2 separate regions of the Homo sapiens genome follow, and region 2 is linked to region 1. A link is a loop called in an ENCODE intact Hi-C map of the cell type or tissue named here. Cell type or tissue: chondrocyte. All regions are shown on one strand. Each heading gives the region's core, and the rest is flanking DNA. Links, peaks and the distances in the headings are about the cores only. Region 1 holds the start of SLC16A14 (solute carrier family 16 member 14). Region 2 overlaps TRIP12 (thyroid hormone receptor interactor 12).

Region 1 (12,665 bases), core at 2,483-10,482:
TCAGGAGAGACTGATAAGTCCAATTGATTACAATGAAAGACATAGCTTTCTAATAATGGTGGTACTTATGTCTCATTATACAAGACTCATACTTTACTCCCCTCCACCCAACCCCATTCCTAGTATTTACACAGGGAACTTAATTAGTTACTAGAAAATTACTTCAAAAATAGGGTATCAGACTAAGGAGTTTGAATAGATACTGTGGTGACATACAGGTCACCAGGTGAGGTTATCAGGTAGGCAGGAGCTAGATCATGCAAGGCCCTTGTGAGCCAAATAAGGAGCTTGTAGTTTATCTTGTACATAATGAACAGCCATTGGACATAATGAGATGGGTACTTTGCATAGATCTATCTCTCAAGATGTTTGAATGAGAGGAGGGAGGCTAGATGGAGCTAGAGGATGCTAGCTCCTCTTTTGTTTGTTTGTTTTCCTGAGACAGGGTCTTGCTCTGTCACCCAGGCTGGAGTGCAGTGGTGTGATCATAGCTCACTGCAGTCTTGAACTCCTGGGCTCAAGGGATCTCCCACTTCAGCCTCCTGAATAACTGGGACTACAGGTACATGCCACCATGCCTAGCTAATTTTCATATGTATATATGTATGTATGTATGTATGGAGAGACAGGATCTCACTATGTTGCCCAAGCTGGTCTTGAACTCCTGGCTTCAAGCGATCCTCCTGCCTCAGCCTCCCAAAATGCTGGTATTACAGGTGTGAGCCACTGTGCCTGGCCTGTTTCATTTTTCATGGTTTTTTTTGGGGGGAGGGGATGAGAATTAAGTGTGTGTATAAAGACTGAGGATAAGGAGCAGGAGTCGGGGGTGGAGAGAGAGAGATATTATGATGATAATGACTAATCCTGGAGATGGTGAAACAGATTGGTCTTTATTAGGAAGAGAGACCCATCCTCTGAGTCTGGAGGAAGGAGGGGGTGGATGAACCTATGATGGTAGTGGGATGGAAAACCACATCTGATGGTTTAATTTCTTTGGTGAAGCAGGAAGTTAGGTTATCGGCTGAGAATGAGGAGGGCAGAGGTTGTGTAGGAGACTTAATGCTCAGAATAATGGAAAAGACTGTTGCCTACAACAAGTGGAAATGATTGCTGGGCAGTTCCAAAGGTCAAGTTGAGCCCTGCAGGGTCCCACTGCCCAGCTATGGCCATGGAGCACCAAGGACAGAGCCAGGGAGCACTCTGCCCCGGAGCTTGCAATAAGCTGGAGGACTTAAAAACAACAAACAACTAAAAGTTGGTCTGCTTTCTAAATCATCACTACATGCCAGCAATTCTAGACAATTACACTGAAAAAATGTTTAGCTGGTCTAAGTTCCAATTATGTTGAATTTTAATTATGTATATGTATGCTTCAAATTAGCTGGTTCTAATTTCTCATCCTTTTGTAAACATTGTATTCTACATGGAAGTTATTTCAAGAACTCCTGGTTTTACAGTTGACCCTGGCACATGTGTAGTCCCAGCTACACACATTATTTGGGAGAGGAAGCCCCTAAGAGTTCAGAATTGTTGGCAAAACAATACCCACTTGGCAAAATCCACACCCACAACCCCTGTGGTGTTATGTGTTGCCGCCTTTCTCAGAACACTCTAGGTGAACTGTGCCAGCACAACTATTGTCCAGAAAAAGAACCAGATCTCAAGTCACTTCACTTGTGTCACTCTATGTACTCACTTGGAGATTCTAGTTTACAATTTAAAATAGTGAAACAGTGAAGACTGCGAGGTACAAAACCTTGGTTTGGAAAGTGACATTTTAAATTAATACTTGAAATGTTTTACTCAATTTGAACAATATCTTTTTTTTTTTTTTTTGAGACAGAGTGTTGCTCTGTCACCCAGGCTGGAGGGCAGTGGCGTAATTTTGACTCTCTGCAACCTCTGCATCCTGGGTTCAAGCAATTCTCATGCTTCAGCCTCCTGAGTAGCTGGGACTACAGGCATGTGCCACCACACCTGGCTAATTTTTGTATTTTTATTAGAGACGGGGTTTCGCCATGATGGCCAGACTGGTCTTGAACTCCTGACCTCAAGTGATCCTCCTGCCTCGGCTTTCAAAGTGCTGGGATTACAGGCATGAAGCACTCTGCCCGGCTCACTATCTTTAAAATTGAAATATATTCTTTTAATTATTTTAACACAGAAGAACAATAACATAATGAGTATTACTGACCATTACATGATTATTACTGAAAATCATTTTGTTGCCATGGCAGAGGGTGATGTAAAAAAACTATCCATTCTGGGTGTCAAAGGCACTAAGAAGTCTCGAATTGTAGAGCTTTTCTCAGGAGTGTTCTGATGTGGACGGGTAGGAGAGAGGAGCAGATTGTGGCAAATTGCACAGTGCCTGCAGCCTATTTCTATCCACACCTGAGTTAAGAATTTTTTGTTTGTTTTTACCTTTTTTTTTTTTTTTTTTGAGACAGGGTCTTGCTCTGTCACCCAGGCTGGAGTGCAGTGGCGTAATCATAGCTCACTGCAGCCTTGAACTAGCAGGCTCCAGTGATCCTTCTGCCTCAGCCTCCCAAGTAGCAGGTACTACAGGCATGTGCCACCACAACTGGCTAATTTAAAAATTTCTTGTAGAGATGGACTTTCACCGTGCTGCCCAGCCTAGTCTCAAGCAAGCCTCCTGCTTTGCAATCCCAAAGTGCTGGGATTACTTTATCTTTCTAAAGGCTATGTTTCCCAAAAACCCTAAAATACTCTGACCACTTAGAGGAAAAGTTTGCTGACCCCTGGACTAGAGCATTCGTTCTGGCTAAGGGTTTACTGGGGGAAAAAATGAGTGTAGGGGATCCAAGGGTACCAGTGGAGAAGCAACTTAGTGGATCTGTCTGGGGATCATCTTCTTTCTTTCTGTCACACCTTGTTCTCATTATTATTTTTACATTTTAAATTATTCCATCTCCTCAACAGCTGTCCAGTCCTCAGCCACTACAGCACCTATGTGCAGTGCTGCTCTTGGCCTGGGTCCTTCCTCCTTCACACATCTGGCTACCTCCCATTATCCAGATTGCTGGGAGTGATAAAATGTTTATCTCAGAAGCCAATTTCCAGGCCGGCGCAGTGGTTCAAGCCTGTAATCCCAGCACTTTGGGAGGCTGAGGTGTGTGGATCACCTGAGGTCAGGAGCTCGAGACCAGCCTGGCCAACATGGTAAACCCCGTCTCTACTAAAAATAGAAAAATTAGTTGGGCATGGTGGCAGGTGCCTAAAATCCCAGCTACTTGGGAGGCTGAGGTAGGAGAATTGTTTGAAGCTGTGGGGGTGAAGGTTGCAGTAGTGAGGTGAGATCACGTCACTGCACTCCAGCCTGGGTTAAAGAGCGAAACTCTGTCTCAAAAAAAAAAAAAAAAAAAAAAAGCCAATTTCTTCAGCCCTTCGAATTATCATTAGGATGGAGTCCCTTCAGCACCTTCTCCCAGCTATTATGTGTGATTTTCTCTCCTTCCCCTCCTCTCTCCTTCCAGCCTCCTCACCTCTTCTGTTGATCCTTCAAGATTCAGTTAATTTATAATAGTGAAACCCTGAAACAGTGAAAAAAGACCCTGAAAACATCTTTACTATCTAACATCAGAATACTTGTTAAATCAATTGATTGTAGCATAGCTAGACAATGTAGGTCTCTCATCAATAATAAAGTTCACACTTTAGCGTGACCCTGTACATTTTCAAAGAGCCCTAGACAGCTTTATTTTTGACATATGTAATAATCTCTTTGTTATTTCTACTAAGACATGTATCCATAGGAAAAAAGACTGGAGCAAAACAAAGAAAAATGTTGATGGAGATTATTCTTTGAATGATGGTCTTACCAGTAATTTCCCGCTTCTTTCTACTATCTTAGTGGTGAGAAATTTCCTCAATATGCCAGGTGTGGTGGCTCATGCCTGTAATCCCAGCAATCTGGGAGGCTGAGGTAGGAGGATTACTTGAGCTCAGGAGTTTAAGACCAGCCTGGACAACAGTGAGACCTCATCTCCGTAAATAAAAATTAGCCAGGCACATGTGGTGGCGCATACTTGTGGTCCCAGCTACCTGGAGGCAGAGGTGGGAGAATTGCTTGAGCCTGGGAGGTTCAGGCTGCAGTGAGTTGTGATCATGCCACTGCACTCCAGCCTGGGAGACAAAGTGAGACCCTGTCTCAAAAAAAAAAAAAAAGTTCCTCAATAGATATATATTACCTGTATTATAAGAAAATAAAAGCTACCTTTAAAATATTGTCTGGATCAGCCTCTTACCTCCAGGTAAATTAGTGGCTGACTTGTAAAAGAGAAAACAAAACAAGATGACCTCTATTGGGAAGTCTTCCAGTATGTCTTGGGTTTCAGCCTTGTCTGTGTGTGTGTGTGTGTGTGTGTGTATGTGTGTGTGTGTGTGTCTGTGTATGCATGTATCTGTCCCCTTCCCAATGTCTGAGCCTGCTTGGGGCTAGAAAGGGATGGGGCAGCCCTTGCTCTCCAAAGCTTACAGCGCAGTGCAGAGCTGCATTGTCAAAGGGCCAGTGGATGAGCCCAGAGAGGGTTCAGAAGGGATGGTTGGTGAGTGTCTTCCCTCTGCCTCTGTTGTGTGCAGAATCCTGAGGAGCCAGAAACAGGAGAACCAGGCAGCTTGACACAAGGTGTGAATAGCTCATAAAAATGTCATTTTGCTGTCCATGGGAAAATGCTCAGCTATGTTTAATGTGATGAAACAACAATACATGGCATTTTCCTGAAGTTCATTTACAACCAAGGAAGGCTTTGAAGTAATACAAATTTAAAAGTTAGAGTTTTTTAGGCCGGGCGTGGTGGCTTATGCCTGTAATCCCAGCACTTTGGGAGGCCGAGGTAGGCGGATCACCTGAGGTCGGGAGTGTGAGACCAGCCTGACCAACATGGAGAAACCCTGTCTCTACTAAAACTACAAAATTAGCCGGGTGTGGTGGCGCATGCCTGTAATCCCAGCTACTCGGGAGGCTGAAGCAGGAGAATCTCTTGCACCTGGGAAGCAGAGGTTGCAGTGAGCCGAGATCGCACCATTGCACTCCAGCCTGGGCAACAAGAGTGAAACTCCATCTCAAAACAAACAAACAACAACAGGAAAAAGTTATAGTTTTTCAGCCCGTGTGTTGAAATATTAAGCACTTTTCTAAATCAATGATAAGAACTTTATATTCTTACTGAATTATTTATGGGTGAAGAGATGTAGGTGCCAACAAACTGCTCTTGATATTTCCAGTTTGTTCATAAATAAGTGACACTGAATAGCATTTAATGGACAAATTTTATTCATGAGGCACAAGGGTGCATGTAGAATATAGTAAAAAAGTTCTTTTTTTTTTTGAGATGGAGTCTTACTCTGTTGTCCAGGCTGGAGTGCAGTGGCATGATCTCGGCTCATTGCAACCTCTACCTTCCAGGTTTAAGCGATTCTCCTGTCTCAGCCTCCTGAGTAGCTGGGACTTCAGGTGTGCACCACCATGCCAGATAATTTTTGTATTTTTGTAGAGATGGAGTTTCACCATGTTGGTCAGGCGGGTCTGGAACTCCTAACCTCAAGTGATCCACCTGCCTTGGCCTCTCAAAGTGCTGGGATTACAGGCGTGAGCCAGCATGCCTGGCCCAAAAAGTTCTTTTGGATCCTCAGGAGGCCCCTATAGATCTGCTGAGCAATGGAGTCAGTTGTATTTCACACTTAAATCTCTCCAAAAGTAATTACTGTTTTGACTACTCATGGTTAACTTCTAGACCAACTAGTTAATGAAAACAAAAGACAACAGAAAAACAAATGTTTATCCCTCCAACTCCAAGATTGCTTGTAGCATTCATATAATTATATACATGTATAATTATATATGTATTTATATAAGATATAAGAATAATTTTAGTATTATAATCCTACTCCACACCTGGAGAGGGAGAACTTAGAGGGTGTATCTGTACCCCTAGGCTCCATGTCTTTGACCACCATAGGGCCTTCAAGCTCCCTTACATTTTCTACATCCTGACATACATGTAAAATGACGATATGCATGTGGCACCCTGAGGCAGTGAATGTGGGGCTTCTGCTAAGGATTAATATGTAAAATGTGGCAGAACACGGTGGCTCATGCCTGTAATCCCAGCACTTTGGGAGGCTGAGGGGGATGGATCACTTGAGGTCGGGAGTCTGAGACCAGCCTGGCCAACATGGTGAAATCCCTTCTCTGCTAAAAATACAAAAATTAGCCAGTGTGGTGGTGCGCACCTATACTCACAGCTATGCAGGAGGCTGAGGCAGCAGAATTGCTTGAACCTGGGAGATGGAGGTTGCAGTGAGCTGAGATGGTGCCACTGCACTCTAGCCTGGATGATAGAACGAGACTACCTCAAGAAAAAAAAAAAGTAAAAGGTAACCCACTCTAAGCAAGCTTGCTATTGGAAGCTTGACAAAAAATATTAGGGCTTCGTTATGAAGAGGGTGAAATAAGAAAATGGGAAGATTACGGGAGCAATAGTCAGCCTTCCATTCTCCCCAAATGAGTTCATAGACGATGAAAAAGAAATTGTAAATGGGGGGTAACATATATAGGCTATGAAACTGGGTCAGCTACATATTTACGTGATAATAGGCAGAAATGAAAATAACAGATCCTTCTAGGGTGTTTCAGATATTAGAACAAAATTAAATTTTCTACAGCAGCGTAGAAAGTTTTACAAGCAAGTCATTTTTTTTTTTTTTTTGACAGAGTATGGCTTTGTCGCCCAGGCTGGAGTGCACTGGTGAGATCTCGGCTCACTGCAACTTCCGCCTCCCGAGTTCAAGCGATTCTCCTGCCTCAGCCTCCCGAGTAGCTGGGACTACAGGTGTGTGCCACTGCATCTTTAGTATCTTTAGTAGAGAAGGGGTTTCGCCATGTTAGCCAGGCTGGTCTCGAAACTCTGACCTCAGATGATCCACCCGCCTCGGCCTCCCAAAATGCTGGGATTACAGGCATGAGCCACCGCGCTGGGCCAAGTCATTCATTTTTAATTTGGCTATTGTTATTACATTGCATGTGGTGAGCTCATTACACATAAGGAAAGCGGGAAGCACGAAGCTAAAATTGAAATTACAGTCTTCCCCAAAGCTACGCAGAGCGTGGTGGTAGCGGCTCTGCATCCCACGCAGGTGAGTGCGGGCTTCACCTTTAATTCTGCTCTGCAGGCGCTTCCGCGCTCTTCACCTGGTGTGTACAGGGCATTTGGGGCCTTTAGAGGGCGCACTTGCGGCCAGCAGGCTGAAGAGGCTGCCGCGGAGAAGGCTGGGGAGCGGAGCTGAGCTGAGCTGGTGCAGACAGCATAGGAGAAAAACAGAACCGAAAAATTCACACCGAATTAGGAGGACTCAACACATACATGCTTCGCTCTGGGTCAGGGACTGTGCTTGGTGGCTTCTCCTCCAGTCCAATTGGCATGAATGTCCGCATTTTACAGAGGAAGAATCTGAGCCATCAAATGGGAGCAATGAAGCTTAGAAAGGTTAAACTAGCAGGCTGTGGAAACCAAATCGGAACCCAGGCCTGCAGGATCCCAAGCCTGTTTTACCTCCTCCCACCCCCAACACTGCCTCTCTCCCCTCTCTTCTCTCTCTCTCTCTCTCTCTCTCTCTCTCTCTCTCTCACACACACACACACAGCCGCACACGCACGCACATGCAAACAAAGAAGCCAGACAAGGCAAAGGAGAATCTCTCTAAGCCCCAATAATGGCCCTCAGTCATCCTTGTTAATGAGCCCGAATCAACTTTTCCTCAGAAAGAAAATGGCTTAATTGGAAAGCAGAGTTCAGCTCCTAAAACATCGTCATGGCCTTGGCAGCGTTTAGCCCCGAAATGGCCGTCCCCGGTCTCTCACCCCATTTCAGCCTCTCTTGAGGAGCCTCAATCGGAAGCGCTAAGGGGGCCCAGCCTCTGCGCGCCCTGGGTGCGGGATCGTGCCCGCGGGGTCCGGCCTCGCGCCCCACCCTTCGAGCGCCCGCCCCCACCCGCGCTCGGTGCTCCCGCTCCCTTGGCACCCCGAGACCACATCCCCACTTCGGGCACCCCGCATCCCTCGGCGCGTTCGGAAGCCAGCAGCCCACCGGGGAAGCTGGGCCGGCTGCAGCACCACAGCCTGTGCAGAGAGGCATCCGCACCCCGCGAAGTCCCTAGGCGCAGCCCCGGGTCCCCCGCTCTGCGCCTCATCACTGTCCAGTTCGAGTCCCAAACGGGCCTAGAGAGCAGCCGGGCAGCGAGGCTGGGCTCCGGGCAGAACGCGCTTCTCCAGCCGGACGGGGGTGCCCAGGATGACGCTCGCGGGGCCCCGGCCAGCTTGAGCAGCAAGGCGCGCGTCCCCAAGCTCCGCCTGGCGGTCTGCCCTGAACCGCCGGTTACCCTGCCCGCCCGCAGCTCCCAAGCCCCCGCGGCGGCCTTGGCACTACCACCTGCCCCGGCACAGTCTCGCCCTCCACCGCCCGGGCAGCCTTTCCCGAGCCTGCCTTGGGCTGGGGCTGCCCCTTCCCGGGGGTCCCTGGGGGTGCAGCGGCCATCTGAAACCTAGGCTCCGATGCCCCCGGCGTCGCTCCATTCCCCAGGCCCGCGGCGCGCGCGGCCTCGGATACTCACCGCCCGAGGCCCGCTGGGCTGCGGCCTCACTCGGCTCCACGCCCGGATCCTCGAACTTGCTGCTCTGCTTGGAGCCCCCTGAGCTGCTGGGTGTAGAGATTTGTTGCAATGTCGCCTATCATCCTGGAGACGCGGGTGCCTGCGGCTCAGCTCTCCGCCCGGCTCGGTGCGCTCTGTGAGGGGCTCCCGGGCTCTTCCGCCGCTCGCTGCCAGGCCAGGTGAGCGTTTGGTGGAGCTGAAAGCTCGACGCCTCAGTCCAGGTGGCTTTAAAACGGGTGCGTTTGGAGGTGCCCAAACCTAACCTGGGCTTCCTTCCAATCGGAGCAATTTCAAATCTTCATGCTCGTTCATTCCTATACCGGCTAATTCTGGTTTGGCAGGGAAAAAAAATGCAGTCACCTCACATGCACACTCTTGTGGCCGGTTGAAGTTTATAGCTTTGGCTGAGGTTCCGCTAAGGCGCTGCACATTTATCACTGGCGGAAAGGTCCTGAAATCTAATCCAGGATGCAAGTGAGACTAGCAGTAGCCTCCATTTCTCTGAGATGGGAGAGAAGGGATGAAACAGACCCTCACTGAAATATTTTTGGCCAAAGAGGACTCAAAGTCCCTTATTCTCTCTCTTTTAGAGACACGGGTTTCACTATATTGCCAGGCTGGTCTCGAACACTTGGACTCAAGGAATCCTCTGGCCTTGGCCTCCAAAGTGCTGGGATCACAAGCTGAGCCACCGTGACCGGCCAGTCCCTCATTCTTGTTTCCACCCTGGGTCCCACCTCTCCCTGCTCTTTCTGCACGTCCATTACCTACCTTCGTGGGCACCAGGCACAACTTTCATCTCAATACCTCCCTACCTCATTCCCAGCAGGGCACACAACATAGTGCTTTGCCTTGGACAGTTTTCTGTATTATTGAAGTGAATGTGTGAGTCGATGAAGCCTGTGCTGTTTTTTCCCGCCTGAAGGTTTTGCAGTAATTCTCTGCTGCTGTTGTGATAAACTGCCACAGTAATAGCAGAGGAAAACCACACAAATTCACTATTTTACAGTTCTGGAGGTCGGAAGTTTGAAATGGGTCATACTAGGCTGAGATCATGGTGTTGGCCACCTTGAAGGCTGTGTTCCTTCTCGTGGCTGTAGGGGAGAGCCACCAGCTTCTGCAGGCCGCCCACATTCCTTGGCTGGTGGCTCTTCCTCCATCTTCAAAGCCAGCACTGCTGCGTCATTTTGTCTTCTTTCCATACTCACATTGCCTTGTCTCCCCTTTTCTGCCCCCACCCCTGTCCACTTTTAAGGACCCTGGGGATTACATTGAGTCCAATGAGATAATCCAGATAATCTCTCTATTTTAAGGTCAGCTGATTAGCAACCTTAATTCCATCTGCAACCTTAATTCCCCTCTTGCCATGTAAGGTAACAAATTCACATGTTCCAGGGATTAGGATGTGGACATCTTTGGGAGACCATTATTCTGCCTACCACAGATTTCCTTCTTTCTTCTTTTCCTTTTTCTTTTCTTCCTTCTTTTTCGTTTCTTTGAAAAAAAATTCACATGTATTTCACATTGCCTTCCTCGGTCACCCAAGCTGGAGTGCAGTAGCATGATCACAGCTCATTGCAGCCTCAACCTCCTGGGCTCAGGTGATCCTCCCACCTCAGCCTCCTGAGTAGCTGGGACTACAGGCACACGCCACCATGCCTGGCTAATTTTTTTGACTTTTTATAGAGACGGAGTCTCATTATATTGCCCAGACTGGTCTTGACCTTTTGGACTCAAGTGATCTGGCTGCCTCACCCTCCCAAAGTGCTGGGATTACAGGCATGAGCCGCTGCACCCGGCCTATATTGCTATTTCTTATATCAATTCTGTCTCTCTTTTTTTTTTTTTTTTTTTTTGAGATGGAATCTCACTCTGTCACCCAGGCTAGAGTGCAGTGGCAATCTTGGCTCACTACAACATCTGCTTCCCAGGTTCAAGCAATTCTCCTGCCTCAGCATCCCAAGTAGCTGGGGTTATAGGAGCGTGCCACCATGCCCAGCTAATCTTATATCAACTCTTGATTTAAAAATTATTGAGGCTGGGCACAGTGGCTCACGCCTGTAATCCCAGCACTTTGGAAGGCCAAGGCGGGTGGATCACTTGAGGCTAGGAGTTCAAGACCAGCTTGGCCAACATGGTGAAACCCCGTCTCTACTAAAAACACAAAAATTAGCTGGGTGTGGTGGCGCCTGCCTGTAATTCCAGCTGCTTGGGAGGCTGAGGCACGATATTGCTTGAATCTGGGAGGCGAGAATCGCTTGAACCTTGAGCTGAGATCGTGCCTCTGCATTCCAGCCTAGGCAACAGAGTGAGACTCTGTCTCAAAAAAAAAAAAGAAAAAAAAATTTTGAGAAAATTGTGAGAAATTGTGGCCAAGTGAGGGCATTTTGATGAGGTGCTAGGCTTCAGTGGTTTACATATCTTACTTTTGCTGATAAGAACACGGGCAACTGGATGGTTAGTGTTCCCTTGGGCGGTGCCTCTCATATCCACTCATTTCAAGCAGGCTTTTGACAGCAAGATTAGGGTTCCTGACAAGCACTTCAATTGCCGATGATCCATTTTGTTGGAAAAGAAGTCTGTAAGATTTTTAAGTCTGTTTTTTTTTTCTCTGAAAACTTGCCCACTTATGGAGGTATGATGGATCTCATATGAACTGTGCATATTTAGTGTCCAATTTGATGAGTTTCAGCATATGGAGGTAGGATGGATCTCGTATGAACTATGCATATTTAGTGTACAATTCGATGAGTTACAGCACGTCTATGGAACTACCACCTCAATCAAATGACTCCAAAATTTTCCTTGTGCTGCTTTGTAATCCTTGTCCCACCTCCACACACCCAGGCAGTCTTTAATTGGCTCTCTGAGAAGCTTCTACTCTGGACCATGAAGGCTTTTCTGATCAATTATTTTGTCTTCATAAGTTTCACTGCTCTTACCTGTCTGTTGGTCTCTCAGTGACACAGGTGGATTGAGGACAGGCCCAAAGCAAAGAGGACTGTGACCCATAAGTTGGTATGTCTGGGTTAAATAAATAGAAATCCACTATCAGGCCAGGCGCAGTGGCTCATGCCTGTAATCCCAGCACTTTGGGAGTCCGAGGTGGGCGGATCGCCTGAGGTCGGGAGCTTGAGACCAGCCTGGCCAACACGGTGAAAACCCATTTCTACTAAAAATACAAAAATTAGCAGGGCGTAGTGGTGGGTGCCTGTAATCCCAGCTACTCAGGAGGTTGAGGCAGGAGAATTGCTTGAACCCAGGAGACGGAGGTTGAAGTGAGACAAGATAGCGCCATTGCACTCCAGCCTGGGTGACACAGCGACACTCTGTCTCAAAAAAAAAAAAAATCCATCTTCAATTAGAATGTAAAATATAAGCGCTAAACTCTTTTCATGTATCTGAAGTAGAGAAACCTGACATTCTCCCTTGATTTTTAGGCAAATTATATATTTTCTCTCAATAGCAATCTTACCTTTAATTGAATTGCATTAGCTAACAACCTTACATCTTAAGAATGTAAACTAATTCACATGCTGCCTGTAAAAGCCTCCTCTCTTAGTTCTAATCATGTACTCAATTGATTTCATAATCCCACCTTGGAGTTGGGGTGAAACTGAGAATTTGGACAATCTTTGCCTTAATTTTGGTGGTTTAATGGTGTAGAATAGGCACAGAGTGGGATAGAATTAGCTTTTGAGAAAGTTGCTAGCACAGAACATTGAAGGGGTTAGAGAAATGCCTTAAAGTGTCACCGTGACTGCCTCATTGTTGTAGCCAGCCCAGATGTAAAGATGACCCACAACCCACATGGTCACCAAGAATATCCTCTGTCTCTCAGTATGGCCCTGTTCCCCACTCCTCTGAGTTTAATGTGGGAGATCAAAGACTAGAATCCAGAACACAAGTGCCTGAAATGCAAGTGTGCTCAGAAATCACAGGGCAAGCCACACGCTGCACAGCCAGGCAAAGTTTTATGAAGGAGGAAGGAAATG
Region 2 (12,665 bases), core at 2,490-10,489, 290 kb before region 1:
AAATGGGGGAGAAATGGTGTCAAGCAAAATTAACTTACGGTTGTTTAAAAAAATAAAAGATATCCTAATAAAATATAAGCTATCCTAATAAAGCTGATGGGTTCAACTCTTAGCCTCTTTATTTTTTTCCTGGTCATAATCTACATATGAAAGAGTCACTGAGATTACAAAGGAAGTAAGCATAAGAAAAGAGAGCTGAAGTGCTTCTTCATTATGAGATGCTGCTGCTCAGTTTAAGCATATGCAAATCAAATTTCACAGTAAGTGCATAATAGGTTGCATATTAGTTAATTTTAAGAATGTGGACCCTAGAACTAGACAAACTTTTCATAAATTCTAGGCTAATTTTGAATCCAATACTGTATAAGTATACAGCCAATACTAATAATACAGTTGGGAAATCGTAAATATAAAAAACATACTATCTAGTGATAGTGATTAACTTTCTACCCCTGCAAAGCTCAAGTCTACAGAATGAAGCCTGGAGAGACTTCATTCAACTACTTCAGGCCTCTGATGCATAACAAGTTTGTATCTATGCAGCAACACTGTGATCTAAAAAAAAAAAAAAAGTTCCAAGAAATCCCTAAGAAAAGGCAAGCAATACTTTATAAGACAAACGTTAAGAAGTCTTTATTACTCACTTTTTAAAAAATGTCTAAGATTATGAAAGGCCCATGTAAATTTTTTTAAACTTAAGGATCAAAAACCAACATGCAAAAATGCAAATTCCATCTAAAACTGAAGACAACAAGTTAGGAGAAAGAAGACAAATGGCTTTCCAAACTGGAAATGCCTCCGTGTATGAAATTCCTATAGGGTAACAATTAAGGTACAGAAAATTAGTCATTTAAACTAGAAACAGTTAGAATGTTCTGATTAATTAATTAGTCATTTTTTAAAGAGCAAACTAAATGCTGTTTAGGATTCTAAATAATTCAGAATATCAATGAGGTGGCAGATTATTGAAAGTAAATGGTCACAGAATTATGTCCATTTTTACTTCTCTGCAAAAACCCACTTTTAAGCCTCTCTCCATTTTAGGTGTCATTTGAAGACCTCCAAAGGGAGGCATTTTATTTTACATTTGAAGTATTCTTCAGCACAAAGATTTAAAAAAAAAAAAAAAAAGAAAGTTCTCCATTTTCATGTTCCCCCCACTGGTAAGCTCTCAAAACTATCCTCTGTGACTCCCTGTCACAGATCAAGGTGATTACTATTACACCACTGGAAAGTCTTCTCTCATAGCTACCAAGGAAATATCTTATTTCTAAAGATGTGCATTACAAAGTGTTGTTATTAGATAGGAATCTAGAATTTACAATGTCCTAGAGATGTTTAAAAGGAATTTACATTAGTTTCTCTAGATTTTATATATTAAGTCGAGAAACTAACGTAAATTCCCTTTAAACATCTCTAGGACATTGTAAATTCTAGCACATTTTCCATATTTCTTTAGAGAATTTAAGCTACCCAGTAGAATCTGAGCCAGGACAACTTGCCCCCATCTGTATATATACTTTATTAAAGAAACAGGATGTGGTTTTTCAGAATGTCACCATTTCTCATGCTCTTGTTCACAGTTGGTTATTATAATAAGTCAATTTCTGGAGTGTGGATTCTGTGCCACTCATTTTATATTTTTAAACTGACAGCATCAGGAACAATAAAGGATAGAACAAATCTCAAAAAAACAAACAAACAAAAAAACTACTGACAAGAGAACTGTGGCGGCATACTGCATTTGAGACAAGCATATATCACAGAGCTTGCATGGTGTGGAAGCATGCAGACAGCCTGGGTTTGAGTTCCTACTCTGTGTTCTCTAGGTGTGTGACCTTAGGCAGGTTGCTCAATCTGTCTGCCCTGGTTTGCTCACCAGTAAAATAGAGGTAACAACAATACCCCAATCTCATATGGTAGTTGTTGGGATTAAATAAATTAACATATATATGCTATCTAAAACAGAGCCTCCTGTTTTACTTGCTTTTTTGTTTCTCCTTTTTTTGTTTTTCCATTATTTACCTAAGAGATAATCCTAAACAACACTGTAATAGTTTAAAACTTACCAAGTTGTGAAGGGAAAATCAAAATGGTTCTAAAAATTCTAAAATGACAAATTCTGTACAGAAAAGGTGGACTTAGCCTCTTTGAATACCAATTTCTCTTAACAGACTTACTTTTTCAAACAGCACCAAATAATTACAAATTAGTATGGGAGATAAAGTGAATCTTACAAATCTTCTAATAAAAAGACACTCTAAAATCCTATCCCTCTACCATAAGATCCTCTCCAACTCATCAGGAGAGGTGACACTCTCCCTCACTACAGAATCTTAACTTGCTATTCTTACTTAATTTATAAAATGAGAGTTGATTAATATTGGTCCATGTTACCAGCCCAAACAAGCTTTTTGGGTCTGTGCCACAAAAAAATAGAATCTTGTTTTCTTCTAATAGCAGATACAGAACCATTATTAATCTCAGATTGAGTTAAATAATTTATCTATTGTTAATTATATACATTAAAATTATACAGTAATGATATGAAGTTCAAGGTTATCTATGAGATGTCACAGAGAAACCTCAAAATGTATTACCAAGGAATAGTTGTTGGCACTCATGGTGACCTTTAAAAAATATCTTCCTGAGATCTCTAGAAACAAGACTGTTCCTAAATTAAGCTACCTTTTTTGAAAATAAATCTGTTCTGAGAATAGTTTTACTGACTCAAATGCTAAAAGATGATATAATGTCTGCCCAGATACATAATATGTCCATCTAAAATTTAATTGAAAGGAGTCCTTATTTATGGTTTGATTTAGAATTGTATTTGCTAATCAAGATGTTTATAGCCTGCTGTGAGTATAGGTCATGTGACCCACTGTGAAATCATATGTCTTAGTTAGTACAATAAAAGAATTAAAATCTTCTAAAATAAAACATTAATATAACAACTGAGTCAAATACAAACTATTTAACAAAAGCCTCATTTTTCTAAAATAAAGACTTGATCTACTGGACTGTTTCTTCTAAGCCTACCTGGGATTTATCTTGTTCAAGTCTTTTCTTCTGTCTGACAATGTCTTCTAGGTGATAAACTGATCTGGCTACAACTGGGTCGATGTCAAACAAATCGTGTGATGTCAGTGAAGTTTCTTGCCGTAGCATCCATTTATAAAAGGGTAAGCCAAGGGGAAGGTCCACCTGAAATGGAATATGCATAATATTTTCACTGTCACACTGAACTTCCAGCATTACCTCCATCTAAGGCACTTCAGGAGATCATTTAAATATTAATAGGTCAAGTAATCCCCAAGAAAGAAAATTCTGTAGTTACAAACTATTTCTCCCACTACACAAAATTGATTCTCTTGATTTGGGGCTCTAAATGCATTTCCACTGTAGTCTGTATTACTGAATATCCCAATGCAAAAAATGTTAAGGGAAAAAACTTACTATATTTAAAATAGAAAACTAAATGGAACTTCTAAAATAACTGATAAACTGCCCACTCTTCAGTTAAAGTGAAATTGTAAACTTGTCAATTTGGCCACAGGTGAAAATGTCTTAAACATACTGATAAAGTGCCTCCGAAAACATGAGAAGAGCACGGTGGCTCATGCCTGTAATTCCAGTGCTGTGGGAGGCCAATGTGAGAGGACTGCTTGAGGCCAGAAGTTCAAGAGAAAAAGAAATGAAGAAATGTCCAGAAACATTCCAACCTCTATGAATACTGATCACTCGGGTTATTTTCACAACAGCACTCTAATGTAAATTTAATGAAGTTTAGTTACATGCACAAACTTTCCTACTGAATTAAAAAGGTAATGTCAGACTTTAAAAAATAAATAATTAATACCACCTTAACTTGCCTGATTATCTGAACCCTTGCTATCCAAGGAGGGGTCCACAACCTGGCAATCGGGCATGCCCTGGGAGCTGACAGGAAAATTTAGAATCTTGGACAGTAGGACAGTCTTACCCCTGCCCTACTGAATCAGAACCGGCATTTTTAACAAAATCCCCAAGTAATTCATATGTGTATTGAAGTTTGAGAAGCATTGCTCTAAACTATAGCAGTAAACTACAGGGGACTGAGGTACTTGCACAGAACATTCTACACCAAAACTGCAAAAAGCAAACCATCCTAAACTTACCAATCTGAAATCCATGATAGCCTTGGCCATTAATTTTCCTAAGAAGCGAAACTTCATCTTAACCTTTGCGATATGAGCTGGCTTTGCTGTCCTACCAAAGGGAAGCGCAAACAGGCCCTGGAGGTTTTGAATATACTTGGTCCCTTCTTGGCTCCCTGAAAAACAAGCAATGCAGCAAACTTCAGATGATGTTTCCAAAAACAAAACAAAACCTGGTAACTAAGAACATTTAAGAAATTAAGCATTCTCAAAATTGGAGTGCAGATCACTGAATGAAGTCCTCTAGAACTGGACAGGCCTTCCCTATTTGATAAATGAGAAAACAGAGGCTAAAAGAAAGCAAGTACAGCTGTCCATTAGAAATTAAATATGTCTAATAAACTGTCAGAGTCCATTACCTGATCTGAGTAACACAAACCAACTAACTTACAGATAGGCATTACCTTTTGGATTGCTAAGAGTTACTTCTTCACCTCTCCAAAGACCCAAGTCAGCTCTCTGTAGTTCCTGAGATACAAGCGCATAAAACTCCAGTGTAGGCCCAAGACCTGTACCAACCTACAGAAGAACACAAGTAGAACGATTTCAAATTTTAAGAATTGTGTTTTTTTACTGCCAACCTCTTGGAAATGTGCACACTAACAGCAACTGTTTACCAGGATGCATTAGAGATTATTTTCCAAAATGTCCTGGCTGGATTTATTCTTTCAGTCCTGGTCACCTGAAACAAAAACTAGCAACTCTTTATTATTTCCTAGCCGCTAAGGCCCCAACATGTCAGTTGAACAATTTCAGGTTGTACTCACAGAAGTGCCACTGTGGCTACATATCTTTCCTTCAGGAACAATATGGCATTGTCTGCATATGGATGTCTTTCCCCTTTTTCTCTTTAGTGAACTGTTACCCCAAAACCAGCTCAAATGTCACCCTCTCAAGGGGAAGGCTCCCCCCAGCATCTGCTCCCAACAGTTAGTCTGTTCCTTTTTTCTTGGGGCTTATTTTTCAGCTACTTAAATACTTACTACATGACTTTACCACAATTTCAGTATATGCTTGCATATTTCACAGGATGATAACTATTTTGGTCATCCTGTTATCTCTGATAGTACCTGACACACAGTAGCCATTTAATAGAGATATGTCGAATAAAATACAAATAATGGAAGGTCTGATTCCACACCAGCACAGAAAGGACTAACGGCCTCATACAGGACACCAATGCTTCTCAACTCCCAGGGTGCACTGGAATCCCCAGAGCTTTATCAACATGCACATATAGGGGTGCCACGTCCTGAAGATTCTGATCTGGCAGGTACAGCTTAGAGCCTGGGCACTGGTATTATTAAACAAGTTCTGAAGGTGACTGTGCAGCCTAAAGTGAAACTACTCCTCCATGAGACACCTGATGTGGACATGCCTGAAGCAGTGTTCATAGCTTGCTCCTTCCTTCACGATCTGTCAAGGTCCCGCCAGATCAGACCATAAACAAAGATATGCAGGTAGTGACAAGTTCATATCACAGGTTATACTCTAAGTCTAACTGTAACCCTGTCAAGAAGGCAACATTTATAGATTACTTGTAAACAAAGGGTACTATTTTAGCATTATTACAGTTACTCTTAAAAATTACCCACACTAGCTTAAAAGTTTAGAGGTAGTCCACTAAACGTTTAACTCTCTCAAAACAGAGATCTGCTTGGGCCTAGTGGTGCTTTCCTGATTAACCCCAATCCTATTAGAATTCCACACCAGTAAATGGTATCACCATTAAACCCAAAATGAATAATCCCACCAAATCCTTAGAGCCGTCCTTGGCCATTCTTTAAACTCGCATAATCCAATCCATCAGAGTAAATACAATAAGCGCTGCCTTCAAAATGCATTCTAAACTAATTACCAACTTTACCCAGCTGCCATTCTCTGTCATCTGGTCCACTGCTAAAGCCTCCTAGATGGTCTCTGCACTAGCATTCCCGACATCTTGTATCCCATTCTCACAGGAGCAAGCGTAATCCTTACAAAACACAAGTTCGCGGCATCCCTTTGCTACTTTCCAAAGGTTTTCCATCTCATTCAAAGCACAGCTCCAGTTCTTACCACGGCCTACATGACCCCTCTGCCCACCCTGCTCAGTCTCTCTGACTCCTACTACTCTGCCCTTGCTCTCTATGCTCGAGCCACACTCATCCTCCAACAGGCTAGGAACACTGCTTCTCTGTTCTTGTGCTAGAGATACTCTTCCCCCAGACGCAATGACTTGCCTCCACTCAAATGTCCTCAGACTGCCCTACGCATCCCCATAATGCTTCATCCTCTTATTTTTACTTTTCTTCCACATGGCCTAACATATATGTGTACATGAATGTGTGTGTATGTATTGGCCTCCCCAAACTAAAAGATAAGCTCCATCATGGGGGTGGGAGTACTTTGTATATTCTGTTCTGCACTGAATCCCAAGCACTAGAGGCCTGAGGAACAAAAGAGAAGCAAAGAAAAACCTGCAGTAACACATGGTATCCACTAGATGGTGCTAGTCAATTCTCCTTTTGGCATAACATTATCCCAGGTTCAACAGAAGTCACAGATCAAATTAGTCTATTTCCTTCATCCAATGCTGTTGTTTCTAAAAGGATTCTTAAAATATTAAATCACTAAAAGCACTTCCTCTGTGAGCCTCTGCAGAAGGTGGAAGGCCCAGGTCATGTTTGCTTTGCTGATACAACCTGGGGGTGGCCAGCACCCCCACAGAGTAACCTGATCTCTTCAGGGATTATCATTCTACCCAACTACACCACTAAAAGTGTAGGTACTTGGTTGAGCTTCATTTTTCTTTTTAAAGGAAAGGAAAGCATAAAACCCCAGAAACAGAAAAACAAAAGTTTGACAACTTGACTTAAAATGGAATCTTTTTCTCTCAAAACTAACACATACTGGCACTTATTATGTGACAATGGTCTGAGTGTTTCACACATTGCAGCTCATTTTATCATTCTAACAACATGAGGAGGCAGCTGCACTAATTATGTAAAGGGCTGAGAGGACACTGATGAGTTTATGTTAACTTGCCCAAAATCACATAGCCAGTAAGTGGGCAGGCCAGGCTCCACATTCCCTGCTCCTGATCTTCCACATTCCCAAAAGGATACTGGGTCACTGGGTCATTTGTAACCCTAATCCTGGGGGTTTGGGTGGCTTGTGAGCCCAAAGACTGGTATAATCCTTCCCTGGCTTACCAATCATCCCAATTCAAATAGGAGCCCACACTGTGACCTGACATTTTCACTGGGATTCTTCTAGAGCTAGTTAGAAATTCTTCCTAAAGGCCACCAGCTGACATGTACAGCTGAATTTGAATCATAACCTGAAGCCCTATGCATCTCACAAAGTCAGTGCTTGTGAGGTAGGGGTGGAGGTACTTTCCCCTTCCCCAGTGAAGCAGCTCCTGGAATCTTTTCCGAGGTCAACAGGTAAGACCCATGAAGGAAGGGCATAAAATCTTGACCTTACATTAGCAATCCAATCCTGCTCCTTAGAACAACCTGTGTGAAGACATTTTGAGCTTGTTTAGGTTTCACGCAAGATGCAATTTTAACAGAACCATGAGGGATGAGAGAGGAAAGATATTTCCTGGCAAGAGAAAAATATGCTGAAGAAAGTGGAATGTACGTTTAAAGAGACTAAAAACATACCAAATGGTTAGAGCAAAGGTCCTGCAGTCTCATAAGTAACAAATTTGGATGCACCAACATATAAGAATCGCATCCTCTGAGCAACAGCCATGATCAAGCTAGATTCAAAAAATCCGTATCTCTTATGCCAGCAGTCCAGGGCCTCCACTCCATCTGGCCTCCTCCTTTCTATCCCCCTTCTCCCAACACTTCTACAGCAGTACTAACTTCTGCCACTCACCACCAAGCCTGACCCTTTGCTCAGGCCCCATCTCCTACTAGAAAATGGTTCCTCAATCTTCCTGTTCTCTTTCACTAAGGTCTAACTCAAGACATCTTGAGGACAGCACTCCTTGTCTGAATGCGTCATTCAGTTGGCACCTGTACCACTACCTTGCCACACTCTTTGGTACCTTTGTCCTGTGTCTCCCTAACTACACTGTAATCTTTTGAGTGCAGAGACTCTGCCATAACCTGGAACCCTAGCATGCAGTATACTTTCCAGTACACAACAACTTATAATTTTACCTTTGGTGACTGAATACTCTTAGCTTTTTAAAAGTCATCAAGAAGGAGAAAATGCTTAATAAAATGAATGAAAAATCAAAGTCATGATTAAAATTACTTAAATAGGCACAGGTAGTATCACACACTAAACTGCTAAATCTATGATACTTACCATGAGCCAGTTCATGTACTCAGTTCATGAACTCAGTCACAACTTTGAGGTTATACTATTATTACCTACATTTTACAGATAAGAAAGCTGAGGGGCAGAACCTCCATTAAGAGGTTCAGGGAAGCCCCAAAACTCTAAGTTTTGTCTTAAAACAAAAAAATTAGGTGAAAGAAGAGGGGGGAAGTATCCCAAGAGACTTTGCTTGTTTAAAAGTATCTGAAAAGAAAGAAAAGACAAAGACTAGAAGAGAAGTTTCATTTTATTCACGGATGATATAAATGTCTATGACACAAGGCAGCAAGCTATACAACTGGCGGGCCAAACTACAGCTCCAGCCCCAGGGTCTGTTTTTGTACTTTCTGCAAGCTAGGAATAACTTGTATCAATTTTAAGCGATTAAAAATAATTTGAATAGTATTTCACAACATGTGAAAATCACATGAACTTTACATTTCTGTGACTATAAAGGTTCACTGGAACACAGCCATGCTCATTCAGTGTCTATTGCCACTTTCACACTACAAAGGTAGAAGTGAGTAGTTGTGATGGAGACCATGTGACCCACAAAACCTGAAATATTTACTATCTGGTCCTTCACAGAAAGTTTTCCCAAGCCATGGGTCTACAATAATCGTAAGTGATTTATTAACAAGTTTTAAGTTTATGAAGGTCACAGAAAACAAGGTTATGATACAAAAACGAACTGTATTTCTAGAAACCAACAAACAACTGAAAATGAAAGAACAGTATCATTTTCAGCTTCATCAAAAAACCACAAAACATTTGGAGCGAAACAAAATATGTGCAAGAAAGACCTCTAGATGTAAATAATGAAAAATTAAAGATTCAGATAAGTGTACACCACATTCATGGATCAGAAGACACAATGCTGTAAACATGTCAATTCTCTCCAAACTGATCTAAATTGAAAGAAATCCGAATCAAAATCCTGTCAAACTTTTTGTAGACACTGGCAGGCTGATTCTAAAATTCACATGAAATAAAAGTTGAAAATAACCAAACCATCTTTTAAAAAAAAAAAAAAAAAAGGCCAGGCACGGTGGCTCATGCCTGTAATCCCAGCACTTTGGGGGGCTGAGGTGGGTGGATCACCTGAGGTCAGGAGTTCGAGACCAGCCTGACCAACATGCAGAAACCCTGTCTCTACTAAAAATACAAAATTAGCTGGGCGTGGTGGCGCATGCCTGTAATCCCAGCTACTCTGGAGGCTGAGGCAGGAGAATCACTTGAACCCAGGAGGCAGAGGTTGCAGTGAGCTGAGATTGTGCCATTGCACTCCAGCCTGGGCAACAAGAGCAAAACTCCGTCTCAAAAAAAAAAAAGAGAGAGAAAAGAAAAAAAAAAAAAGGAGGACTTATACTACCTGATTATGACTTACTATAAAGCTATGGTGATCAACACAGTATAGAATAATAACAGAAAAAAAATCTAGAAAGAGATCCAGACATCACAATCAACCAGTTTCCCACAAAGGGGTCAAGGTAATTAAATAGGAAAAAGAACGGTCTTTTCAGCAGATAGTGCAAAAAAATCTGAATAGCCTATGTCTGAAAGAACTTCAAACTGTAATTAATATATATATATATAAATTAACTTAAAATGAATCACAGATGAAAAGCCAAAACTATAAAACTTCTAGAAAAACAAATATAAGAAAAATCTGAGACCATGGTTTAGAGAAAGATTTCTTAGGATGCAAAAAGCACAAACAAGAAAAAAAAAAAAAAGATAAATGGATTTCATCAAAACTGAAAATTTCTGCTCTTCCAAAGACATTTTATAAATAAATGAAAAGATAAGCCACAAACTGGAAGAAAATAATGGCCAAAATTCTTGAATACTTCTCCAAAGAAAATACATGAATGACCAATAAGCAATGAAAAGGTCACATTATCAATCATGAGGGAAATAAAAATTAAAACCACCATAATATGCCGCTATACATCCACTAGAATAACTAAAACAATACCAAGTGTTGTGAGTATGAGAAGCAATTGAACTCGCATATATACGTTACTGGTGGGAATGTAAAATGTGACAGCCACTTTGGAAAAGTTTTGTATCTCTAACAAAATAAAAACATATCTCTATCTTACCAAATGACTTAGCAATTTAGTTCTGAGGCATTTACCCAAAGAAGTAAAAACATGTGTCTCCACAAGGAAATGAATACAAATGTTCACAGCAATGTTACTCAAAATAGTCAAAAACTGGAAACAACCCAAATGTGAATCAACTGGTGATTGTTAAACATACTTTGGTGCACCCATATAATGGAATACTCAATATATAGTTCATATAATGGAACTACTCCATAATAGGAAACAAATTGACACATGCAACATGGATGAATCTCAAAAGCATTATGCTAAGTGAAAGAAGAATGACAAAGGCTACATACTGCATGACTCCATTTATGATATTGTAAAAAAGACAAAATTACAGGGACAGAAAACACATCAATGTTTATCAAGGGCTGAGGATGGGGTAGGGGATAGAATGACTGATTTTGCAAAGTGAAATGGGGGCACTTTTTGTGGTGATCAGAGTATTCTTTATCTTGACGTGAAAGTGGTAACAAATTGCATCTGTCAACCCTTAAAACTACAAAACTACATTTTTGAAGTATGCAGTTATTATTTATATCTCAGTAAACCTGATTTTTTAAAAAAGGCAATTCAAACATTTTGAAAGTTATCAGCTGTTTAAAATATCCTTTCAATTTATCAACTTAAAGACTAACAACACAAATGTGTTCTTACGCCAGGAAAAAAACTGCCTTTTATTATTTAGTTGAACCTTTGAAAAATGGAGAACTTAGAACAAATCATTCAAGAGAAAAGAGAGCAAAGTCTCCCAACTGTCTTTCAGAATTTCATAGTACCAAGAAACTCAAATAACATTTAATTAAGAGCACAAGTCAAGCTAAATAACCATCACCAGACTCCAAGCTCACCTCATTTTCATACTGGATTTCTAACATGGCCCGTGAGCTGCCGAGGTCCTGCATCACAGACTCCGCCTGTTTCAGCAGCTCCTCTCGGTTCACAGTACGCTACAAAGAAAGTACAACTGTCAGGAAACTATGCTCTACCCATATTACACTTTAATAAACAGGTGGCATTTCTTGAAATGCAAAAGAACAAGATCAACTCAATTGTTAACACTTATTTCCTTAAACAGGTAACTCAGAAAAGGTTAAGAGGTAGCTGTATTGCTACAAATATCAACAGCACCCTGGCATACATTAAGGAAATCAGATGCAAGAGTAATTACTAATTTATCTTGTGGCCATGGCAAGTTCAGAAAATTCAAGTTGGGGAAGAAAAAAATCGTCTTTGCCAAATATCAGTGCAATTCTCAGGGCTGCAGTTTCATGAAATTTCCCTGGGTACATTTATATTTAGATAGAGAAATAGATATGGAGGTGACAGGTCAAACAGGTGAGCTGGAAACCTACTGGCTCTGATCTGCCAAGATCCTACAAGCACTACTACAAACACCTGCAAATGAGATTTTAAAAGGTCCTGCTAGATTTCTAATTTATGCCAATATCAGTGCTTATGGAATCCTAATAAAGATACGAATAGGATGACTTTTTTTTTTTTTTTTTTTTTAGGTGGCGTCTCGCTCTGTTGCCAGGCTGGAATGCAGTGGCGCAATCTCAGCTCACCGCAACCTCCAACTCCCTGGTTTAAGTGATTCTCTTGCCTCAGCCTCCCAAGTAGCTGGGATTACAGGCATGCGCCACCACGCCCAGATAATTTTTTTTTTTTTTTTTTTTTTTTTTGTATTTTTAGTAGAGATGGGGTTTCACCATGTTGGCCAGGATGGTCTCGATCTCCTGACCTCATGATCCGCCCGCCTCGGCCTCCCAAAGTGCTGGGATTACAGGCAGGAGCCACCACACACCGGGCCCAAGAAGATTTTTTTAACTACAATGTTTGCTTTATGTTTTGTTTTGCTTTTCAGTATACACTTCACTCCCTGCCATCCATCTAACTCCTTTATTTTATTACTAATGTCTCTTATGAAACTTTTGGAGATAAAGGCTTTAGGAAAAGAAACTTAAATCCCTAGCGGAAAAAAACAGGTAAATGAACAGAAAAGACCTAAGTAAAAACAGTGCTGGTGAGA

What was found. Peaks named below come from ENCODE experiments on the same cell type or tissue, not always from the same donor. Only the 100,000 strongest peaks of a DNase experiment are listed, where the experiment ranks them.
Region 2: a loop joins it to region 1, with 3 times the contacts of the local background. A loop is called at or near these places in 7 of 110 quality-filtered maps.

What each region holds. Positions count from the first base shown.
Region 1 is chr2:230,059,924-230,072,588 of GRCh38, forward strand. SLC16A14 (solute carrier family 16 member 14) reads right to left here and starts at 9,001. Exons shown (of 5, transcript NM_152527.5): 1 at 8,632-9,001. It overlaps LOC107985995 (a long non-coding RNA gene), which reads left to right and starts at 6,816. Exons shown (of 6, transcript XR_001739918.2): 1 at 6,816-6,854. RefSeq lists enhancers at 7,709-8,479, 8,875-8,994, 9,005-9,064 and silencers at 7,855-8,104, 8,375-8,644. In chondrocyte, for the core only: CTCF peaks have their summits at 7,240 (motif pointing right), 8,358, 8,579, 9,023 and 2 weaker places; DNase peaks (open chromatin) are centred at 7,264, 8,288 and 8,450.
Region 2 is chr2:229,774,273-229,786,937 of GRCh38, forward strand. TRIP12 (thyroid hormone receptor interactor 12) reads right to left here. Exons shown (of 42, transcript NM_001348323.3): 34 at 11,485-11,583; 35 at 4,604-4,718; 36 at 4,161-4,315; 37 at 3,043-3,207. Among named protein-coding and RNA genes, the nearest start is that of DNER, 66 kb to the left of the region's middle. In chondrocyte, for the core only: CTCF peaks have their summits at 6,687 (motif pointing right) and 6,967; no DNase peak of the experiment used is centred there.